Regions from separate parts of the Mus musculus genome. Here regions 1 and 3 are each linked to region 2. Evidence: chromatin loops called from intact Hi-C (ENCODE). Cell type or tissue: left cerebral cortex. All regions are shown on one strand. Region 1 holds the start of Lsm12 (LSM12 homolog). Region 2 holds the start of Hrob (homologous recombination factor with OB-fold). Region 3 holds the start of G6pc3 (glucose 6 phosphatase, catalytic, 3).

Region 1 (2,500 bases), 64 kb before region 2:
GAAGTTTCCATAAGAAACTTCATTTTAAAGACAGAGGCTACCTTCTAAAAATAATTCTAGTAAACCCACCTGTAGCTCAAATAAAGGGGGAGGCAGAGGTTCATTTATTTCAACCAGGAAGCGTTTTGTTTTCCAACAGTGAGTTGGTGAAGTAATTCATAAACCATTAGGGAACAGGGCCACTTCTTCCATGCAGTTTAACACTGGTACTTTGAAAAAGAGGGACGTTTCTATGGAATGTGTTGAACTGAACCGAAGGCCACACTGTCTGTCATACATAAACCCCTGAAAAACGTGGCAAGTCCTCTCTAGACCAGGCTTCTAATTCCAACACCTCCTAAGTAGCAGTTTTCAAATGCCTGAGAACCTTCAAAGTCAGCACACACAGTGACACCAAGCATACACCACCCCAGCAAAATTCGCCACCAGTTCAGATACAAACTCTGTTCCGCACTTCCCATCTCTAAACCGGCAAGGCCCATTAGACCACCATCCCACCACCGCCCTTTCTTGAATCAAATCTCATCAGCAGACAGTCCACTCGTAAAGTCCATACCCTTACCCTACTAGCAGTTCCTGACCCTACACACCCCTCCCGACTCCATCCGGGCTCCAATCTCCAGCCCTCTCCCCACCACGACCCCCTCCCCTCAATCACGGAGTCCCCTTAAGACATCGTCCCCTCCCGAAAAGACACCCGCGTGTCAAGCCCCGCTCCACCCACCAACCCTCAGTTGGGGCCCAGCTCCCACAAGGGGTGGGAGACAAGGGTCCCCAAAGTGGACCGAAAAGGCCCGCGGGAGGGGGATGGGAATCTCACGGCCATGCGCATGCGCCCGGGGCACCGCGGTAGCCGGTCGCCCCTAGGCCGGGAGAGGGCCCTAGCTGCCGCCGCCGTCCCCCGCCCCCCCACCACCGCACCTACACGCCGGCCCGGCCTCGGGGTCCACGCAGAGAAGGATACTTAGAGCCAGCATTTTGGACTGGTAGTCGAAGGCTACCACCTCGCCCTGCAGCCGCTGCTCCTGGCACGTCCGGCACGACACCTGGCTCCCAACGCTGAAGTACTCGCCCGGAGGTGCCGCCATCTTGGGAGAGCAGCCGCGGCCGGCGGCGGCGGCGGCAGCAGCGGGCGAAAGCCGGGCCCCCAGCAAGCGCCGCGACGCGACGCGCGAGGCGTGCTGACGTCATGCGCAGGGGCGTGGCCTGGCGCTGGGTGGGGCGGGAGCCTTAGGTAGAAGAGGAAATAAAAGAGGAATCTTGAATACAGTAAAAAATGTGCCGCTGCCGGTCTGCTCGGCCAAGTTCCTGCAAAGCTCTGTTGGAAGCTAAGGAAATAGATACATATAAAGGCTAAATGATTTACGTAGGACAAGATGGAGAAAGGGAAAGCAACTGGAGTCTCGCTGAAGCCCACACCTTACACAAAAACGTTTAATGAATGAACTCTATAAAATATTATCCTCATTTGCATACGAAGAACCAGAAGCTCACAAGAATTACCAGGACTCACTCAAAATGATTATAACCAATTATAAAGTAGTCGAACAAAATACATTAGCTGTAGGGCTAAGCAAATTAGAATCTGAGGCCATTTACCAAATACCGTAAGCAAATTAGCAAACTTATGTTTCTTCGGTGGGATCTAAATACTACTTAGTACTACTTAGTGAGCATCTGGCATCCCCTCAAGGAAGGAATCAATATCCTCATTTTACAGACAAAGAAAGGAAGTCTTAAAATTGTCAGGGTCACAAAACTGGCAAAGCCATGGTTTTGATTGTAACAAAGGTACTACTTACTGGTCTTTATCAGATAATAACGTTTGCCTCCTAAGGCAGTAAGGAGGCTTAAGTGAGGTAATGCATACATGCATGACATATAGGATCTAAGTAAATAATAGTAACCCTGTGATCTCAGAAAGCTCAGTAAAAGGAAGAACAGCTCTGGAATGTTGCTCAGTAACAGAGCACATATCCATTCTTACGGACATAGGGTTCAAATCTCAGCACTAGTAGAAACATACATACATACATACATGCATGCATACATACATACATATATACATACTTGGGAAAGGTGGGAAGTCCGGAACAGGGAATGGTAATAATGGCAAAGTCCAGTCCCAATGATATCCATTTGATATTACAATACTCACTAACCTTACAAAAGGAACTGTGCAGATGCACTTATAAACCTCCCAGCCCCAGCTGCCATCCTTCACCCACCCCTCCCCACAATATAAAAATCATCGGAGAAATGGATTGACCTTTCTCTAGTTTACAGAGAGGCATAGGGCCAGCTCTGGCACTGAGTGAGCCTGAACAAAGTTCAAAAATGTTTCCTTGTGCTCCAACAGGCAAAAACTTCCTTGTGTTGGAGGCATTGGTGCAATTGTTATAATGGGAATAAAAATTCTTCTCCATGCTTTTGTCTGTTTCAGAGGAATGTTGTGTCATTCTGGACCCCATAACAAGTCATATATACATAATTCTCCTTC
Region 2 (2,500 bases):
TAACTGCTATACCATTTTGCTTCCTAGAATTCCAGGGGACTGAGGGTTTTTTTTTTGTTTTGTTTTTTGTTTTTTTTTTGGTTTTTTTTTTTTTTTTTTTGACAGGGTTTCTCTGTGTACCCCTGGCTCTCCTGGAACTAACTCTGTAGACCAGGCTGGCCTTGAACTCAGAAATCCGCCTCCTTCTGTGCTGGGATTAAAGGCGTGGGCCACCACCACCTGTCTGGGACTGAGTTCTTGACTAGAGGCTTCAGGAAGACAACCCCCCTATAATTATGTGCAAAGCATCATGTGTTTGTACACATGTGCCTTGTTCTGAGGAAGAATCCACCAATTTAGTCATATTTCTATGGCTCAGACGGCTACTGTGCTCTGAGGAAAAGACACACCCTGTCTTTCCCGGATCTCTTCATTCAGTCTTACTTGCCTTATATGCTTGAGCCAGGCCTTACCTTCCAGTCCCTGCATGGCCTCCAAAGTAATTTTGTTTATGTTTTTGTTTGTTCGTTTTTTCTGCAGTGTATGTATGTATGGTAGCTGGGACCAGAGTCTTGAAGACGCTTAGTACAATGTTGACCATTGGAATGCACTCCCAGCTTTCAGGCCTATTTTTCTAACATGCAAAGAAGGCACACATTTTTCTGTCGTAGAAACTCTTTAGGGCTGGGCGTATTATTAGCTTAGTGTTGAACATTTGCTTAGCACGTGCAAGGCCCAAAATCGTTCAATCCCTCCTCATTCACCAGAGGATGATGGCGCATGAGGCTCTCTACCTTTTCCTGTCTCTACCAATCAGCTTGGCCTACAAAGTGTGAACCCCCCCCCCCCCCCCGCCGCCCTCCCCGGTTCCATCCCTAGCACCACATAAAACCAGCCACCCCAGCGTTTGGGAGGTAGAGGAAGAACAATATGGAGTTAAGGTTATTTTCGGCTACAAAGTGAGTTAGAGGGCAGCCTGGGCTACACGATCGGCTGCGTTCTGGTGAGGATGAAGTCACTCTCAAATCACCAGTGTGCTCAACAAAAAAAAAAAAAAAAAAAAAAAAAAAAGAAGGGAGAATAAAGTGTATAAGATTTCTCCAAGCTCCCTTTCAACCAGAACGTGGCAGCCGGCTGGACTAGAGGGACCGCTTGGGGGCGACCGAGAGACCTTTGATTTTCCCTTTAAGGCTGCGGCGGAAGGCCCGAGGAAGAAGGACTTTGTGTCGGCAGGATAAAAATTGGTGCCTTCCCTTTAAGGGGGCGGAGCTATTGTTTTGGCGGCGGCTTTGAAAGCCGCTCTGGGTGCACGTTCTTAGGCGCCCCTCTCTCAGTTTCCGCTGCGGTCTTAAAGACGCTTCTCTTGGACCTTGCTCTGGGAATGCGACCGGACATAGTTCCCTACTCTACGTCTGGGTCGAGTTGGAGGTGAACCCTTGAGTCTGACACGGCCGGGCCGACCCGCCGGCCCGAGCCCACGGCCTGTCGTTATGGTAATGCCGCGTCTAAGCCGCCCGGGCTCTGGGGAGGAGGCGTTCCAGCCCCGGGGAAGCCGGACTCCGGGTTGGGCTCCGGGCTCGCTAGTCTGCTAGGACGGGATCTGCCTGGTAGAGACTGAGTGTAGTCTGCAGACCTGGGGGCTAGGTAGGAAGGGCGCGCAACGCGCAGGAGACCTTGTGAAAGGTACCTCCCCCGGACATACAGACCTACAGACAGACAGAAAAATAGTCATCAATCCCTGCGAGCCCAAACGTCACTGGCTTTTGGAATCTTTGCCCCCAACCTCGTGATCTTGGGGTGACTAACATTCAACTCTCCTCTCCCTCCTTCCCTTCCTCTCCTCCTCCGCCTCCTCCTCTGTTTTTATTTTTTTGGGAGGAGGGTGGGTCCTTGAAACAGGCTTTCTGCCCCTGGCTATCCTGTAACTCAGTATGTAGATTAGGCTGGCCTCGAACTCAAAGTTCTGCCTTAGGCGTTCTGGGAATTAAAGGCAGCAGCTACCATGCCACACGCCCTCAATCCCCCACCAAAAACCCAGGCTGTGGGTGTGACACTCGTCTGAGTCTGCTGTCCAGGAAGAAGAACCGTAGACTGGGGCAGTCCACACTCTTGGCAACTTTGCCTTTGGCTTTGGTCCTCTGTAGAAAGAAATCACTGGCTTGATCCTCAGAAACAAGGGTTTCAGGCAGGGTCCTTTCTTGTGTTGGACCAACCTTTGAGATTCTGTTGCAGAATACTCAGGCCTGTTTCCAGAGGTGGTGTAGGCAAGTAATCCCATCCTTTGGGAAAGGAAAGGGTCAGGAGTTCAAGGTCAGGGGCTGGGGAAGTGGCTGAGCAGGTAAAAGGTGGTTGTCTCTGATGCCTCAGTTACATCCCTAGGACCCATAGGGTGGAAGAAGCCGACTCCCTCAAGTTCTTTTCACCTTCACACCCATGCAGTAGTGTACCCCACCCCCACTAAATCAATCATTTTTTTTATATAAGATTTGAAAATTACCTTTATCAACATAATAATGACTTG
Region 3 (2,500 bases), 59 kb before region 2:
GACAGGACAGCCAGGGATATGTCTAAACAAACAAACAAACAAAAAACATCTGTGTGAAATTTTGGCTTCTTGAAGCAATTAAAAAACACTTTCTTTATTTCATATCTTCATTTTCAACCACCCTTCAGACTTCAAGAACAAAGTTGCTTGAGACACTAAGAAATCCAAGGGTGTGGTCTCATGCCCTTGGGAGTCTCAGCACTTGGGAGACAGAGGCAGGCTGATCTCTGGATATGAGAGCTAGGCCTGGTCTATAAAGTGAGTTCCAAGATTGCCAGAGGTACACATAGAAACCATGTCTTGAAAAACAAAACAAAACTAACCAAACAAAAAGCCGGGCATGGGGCATGGTAGTGCATGCTTTTAGCCTTAAATTCCAGCACTCCGGAGGCAAAGGCAGGAGGATCTCTTGAGTTTAAGAGCAATCCCTGTCTAGAAACACTCCCCACTCCCACCTCGCCACGGACGTGCAAAGAAAGGAGGGAAAAAGAAATCAAAGAAGTATATCAACAGGCTCCTTCCTTTGCTCTAAGCAGATCTCCCCTAGGACTGTGTCCCTCCTAATAATGCAAAAACTGTAGGCGTGTGCCCTTCCTCTTTTCATGGAAATACTATCTCTTTCTTGATTTAGCTGCCCAATAAGAATTTTAAATGGCAGGAGGGTGGTAGGGGTGAGAGCAAGGCAAGTTTCTCGCACATAACATACACACACATGTTAAGCTCTGGATTCTTGAAGGAAGACGTGGATGAAATAGAATGGGAGAATCCTGAGCTAGAGACAGGTAGATGTCAACTAAGACTGTGTGCAACTGGAGGTCGGGCTTTGACTCCCTTCTCTCCAAATGGTCCAGATTTGAGAAAAATGGGTAGTGATGTTGGAAAACAGAGATCAGATCCAGAAGAAACCCTCGCCCTGGAGATTAGACATCGACTTCGCAGCAGCAGAACAAGGAACCGGGACACAGAGCTGGTTCCCAGGTTCATCGGTCCCCTGACCCGGAACAGCAGCGGGTTTCTGCACTACGCTGGCAGCCCACGTGCTAGCAACAGCGGCCACGTGGGGCCTTGAGGAAACGCCTTCGCAAAGGTTTGTCCCCTCCGCTGTCCAGTAGAGAGGAAGGCCGAGGAAGAAAGCCGGAGGAAACAGTACCAGCTACGGCTCCAACTCGCGCGTGTCAGGGACTGCGGGGGCGGGGCGGGGCGGGGGTGGGGCTTGGTTTAGACCCCCGGCGGGTAGGGCGGGGCCGGGGGCTAGAAAGGGTGGGCTCTAGAGGGCCAGCAGGTAGCCGCTTCATTTCTGCTAAGGTTCCTCGACTTGCACCCTACAACGGGCTCCAGGCTAGAGGACTCCTGATTCACCATGGAGTCCACGCTGAGCGCGGGCATCATAATGGCTGAAGCACTACAGAACCGGCTTCCCGGGCTAGAGAATATGTGGCTCTGGGTCACCTTTCTGGGCGATCCTAAGAATCTTTTTCAGTTCTGCTTCCCCGCGGCCTACTACGCCTCCCGCCGCCTGGGCATCTCCGTGCTCTGGATCACCTTCATTGCTGAGTGGCTCAACCTTGTCTTCAAGTGGTGAGACAGAGAGAAGCCTTCGGGCATCCTGGTCCCCTTATCCCTTTGGGGCCCTGATCTCCCTCAAGTAGTTACCTCAAAGGCAAACACTTTTCTACCTATTCTTATCCCCTTAGGCCCTAGTCTTCACCTCAGATCTCACAGTTCACCCATCCTCAACTATCCGGATCAGAGAAACGACTTAAGGGGCGTGTTCAACTGCAAATACAGTCTCCGCCTCAGACCTACTGATTTCGTAACTCCAAATTTAGTTGTAGTTGGAAATCTGCGTTTTAGCAGTTATTACTAGAAATGTAGGTAGCCGAAAATCTTCTTTCTTAGCTGAACATCTTATTCATCTATCCATTTGTTTGACATTAAACTAGGCACCAGTTTCATTAAGATGTGGTCCCTGGTTTAAGCTCAAAAGCAGAGTCAATGCTTGAAGACTTACTAGAAATACAGACTCTAAAGCTCCAGGCCAGATCTGCACTTTAACAAGCCCCCCACCCCCACCCCCGATTATAATGTGCCCAATGAAATTTAGAAGCCACTCAATGCCAGTCACTAAAGGGAATCCTTACCCTACCTGCAAGGAACACTTTTCTTCTCTCCCCAGTACTTAGTCTAGCTTTCTCATTCTAAGAAGCCAGTGGCCCCACACTGCTGGGCCTCCTGCAGCCCTTGGGGTTTATCTGGGCCACCGTGTTTGTTTGCTTGTTTGTTTTTCTGTCTTTTCGGAGTACAGAAGGGAGTTACTCAACACTGCTGTTGCCCAGGCTCCCCAGCCTTGAAGGAGGAAGCAAGGATCATAAAGAGACATAGAATAAGCTAACATGACAAGCTGGAAAGCAGACAATTTGTCCCTCTCCCTCCCGCCCTTCTCCACAAGGGCTTGTAAAGCTAAAAGCGGTTGTCTAATCATTTCCTCCTGGCCTAACTG

Evidence for each region. Hi-C counts contacts between places; a loop is a spot of excess contacts. Peaks named below come from ENCODE experiments on the same cell type or tissue, not always from the same donor. Only the 100,000 strongest peaks of a DNase experiment are listed, where the experiment ranks them.
Region 1: it touches region 2 in a loop (2.4-fold over the local background); 6 of 42 quality-filtered maps call a loop at or near these places.
Region 3: it touches region 2 in a loop (2.6-fold over the local background); 7 of 42 quality-filtered maps call a loop at or near these places.

What each region holds. Positions count from the first base shown.
Region 1 is chr11:102,184,119-102,186,618 of GRCm38, forward strand. It overlaps Lsm12 (LSM12 homolog), which reads right to left and starts at 1,138. Exons shown (of 5, transcript NM_172947.3): 1 at 965-1,138. The coding sequence starts at 1,088. In left cerebral cortex, no CTCF peak of the experiment used is centred here; a DNase peak (open chromatin) is centred at 1,192; H3K4me3 peaks cover 1,794 bases; H3K27ac peaks cover 1,369 bases.
Region 2 is chr11:102,247,621-102,250,120 of GRCm38, forward strand. It overlaps Hrob (homologous recombination factor with OB-fold), which reads left to right and starts at 1,262. Exons shown (of 10, transcript NM_153544.3): 1 at 1,262-1,472. The coding sequence starts at 1,470. In left cerebral cortex, a CTCF peak has its summit at 1,137; a DNase peak (open chromatin) is centred at 1,167; H3K4me3 peaks cover 501 bases.
Region 3 is chr11:102,188,566-102,191,065 of GRCm38, forward strand. G6pc3 (glucose 6 phosphatase, catalytic, 3) reads left to right here and starts at 1,134. Exons shown (of 6, transcript NM_175935.3): 1 at 1,134-1,578. The coding sequence starts at 1,361. In left cerebral cortex, no CTCF peak of the experiment used is centred here; DNase peaks (open chromatin) are centred at 1,067 and 1,380; H3K4me3 peaks cover 1,391 bases; H3K27ac peaks cover 1,576 bases.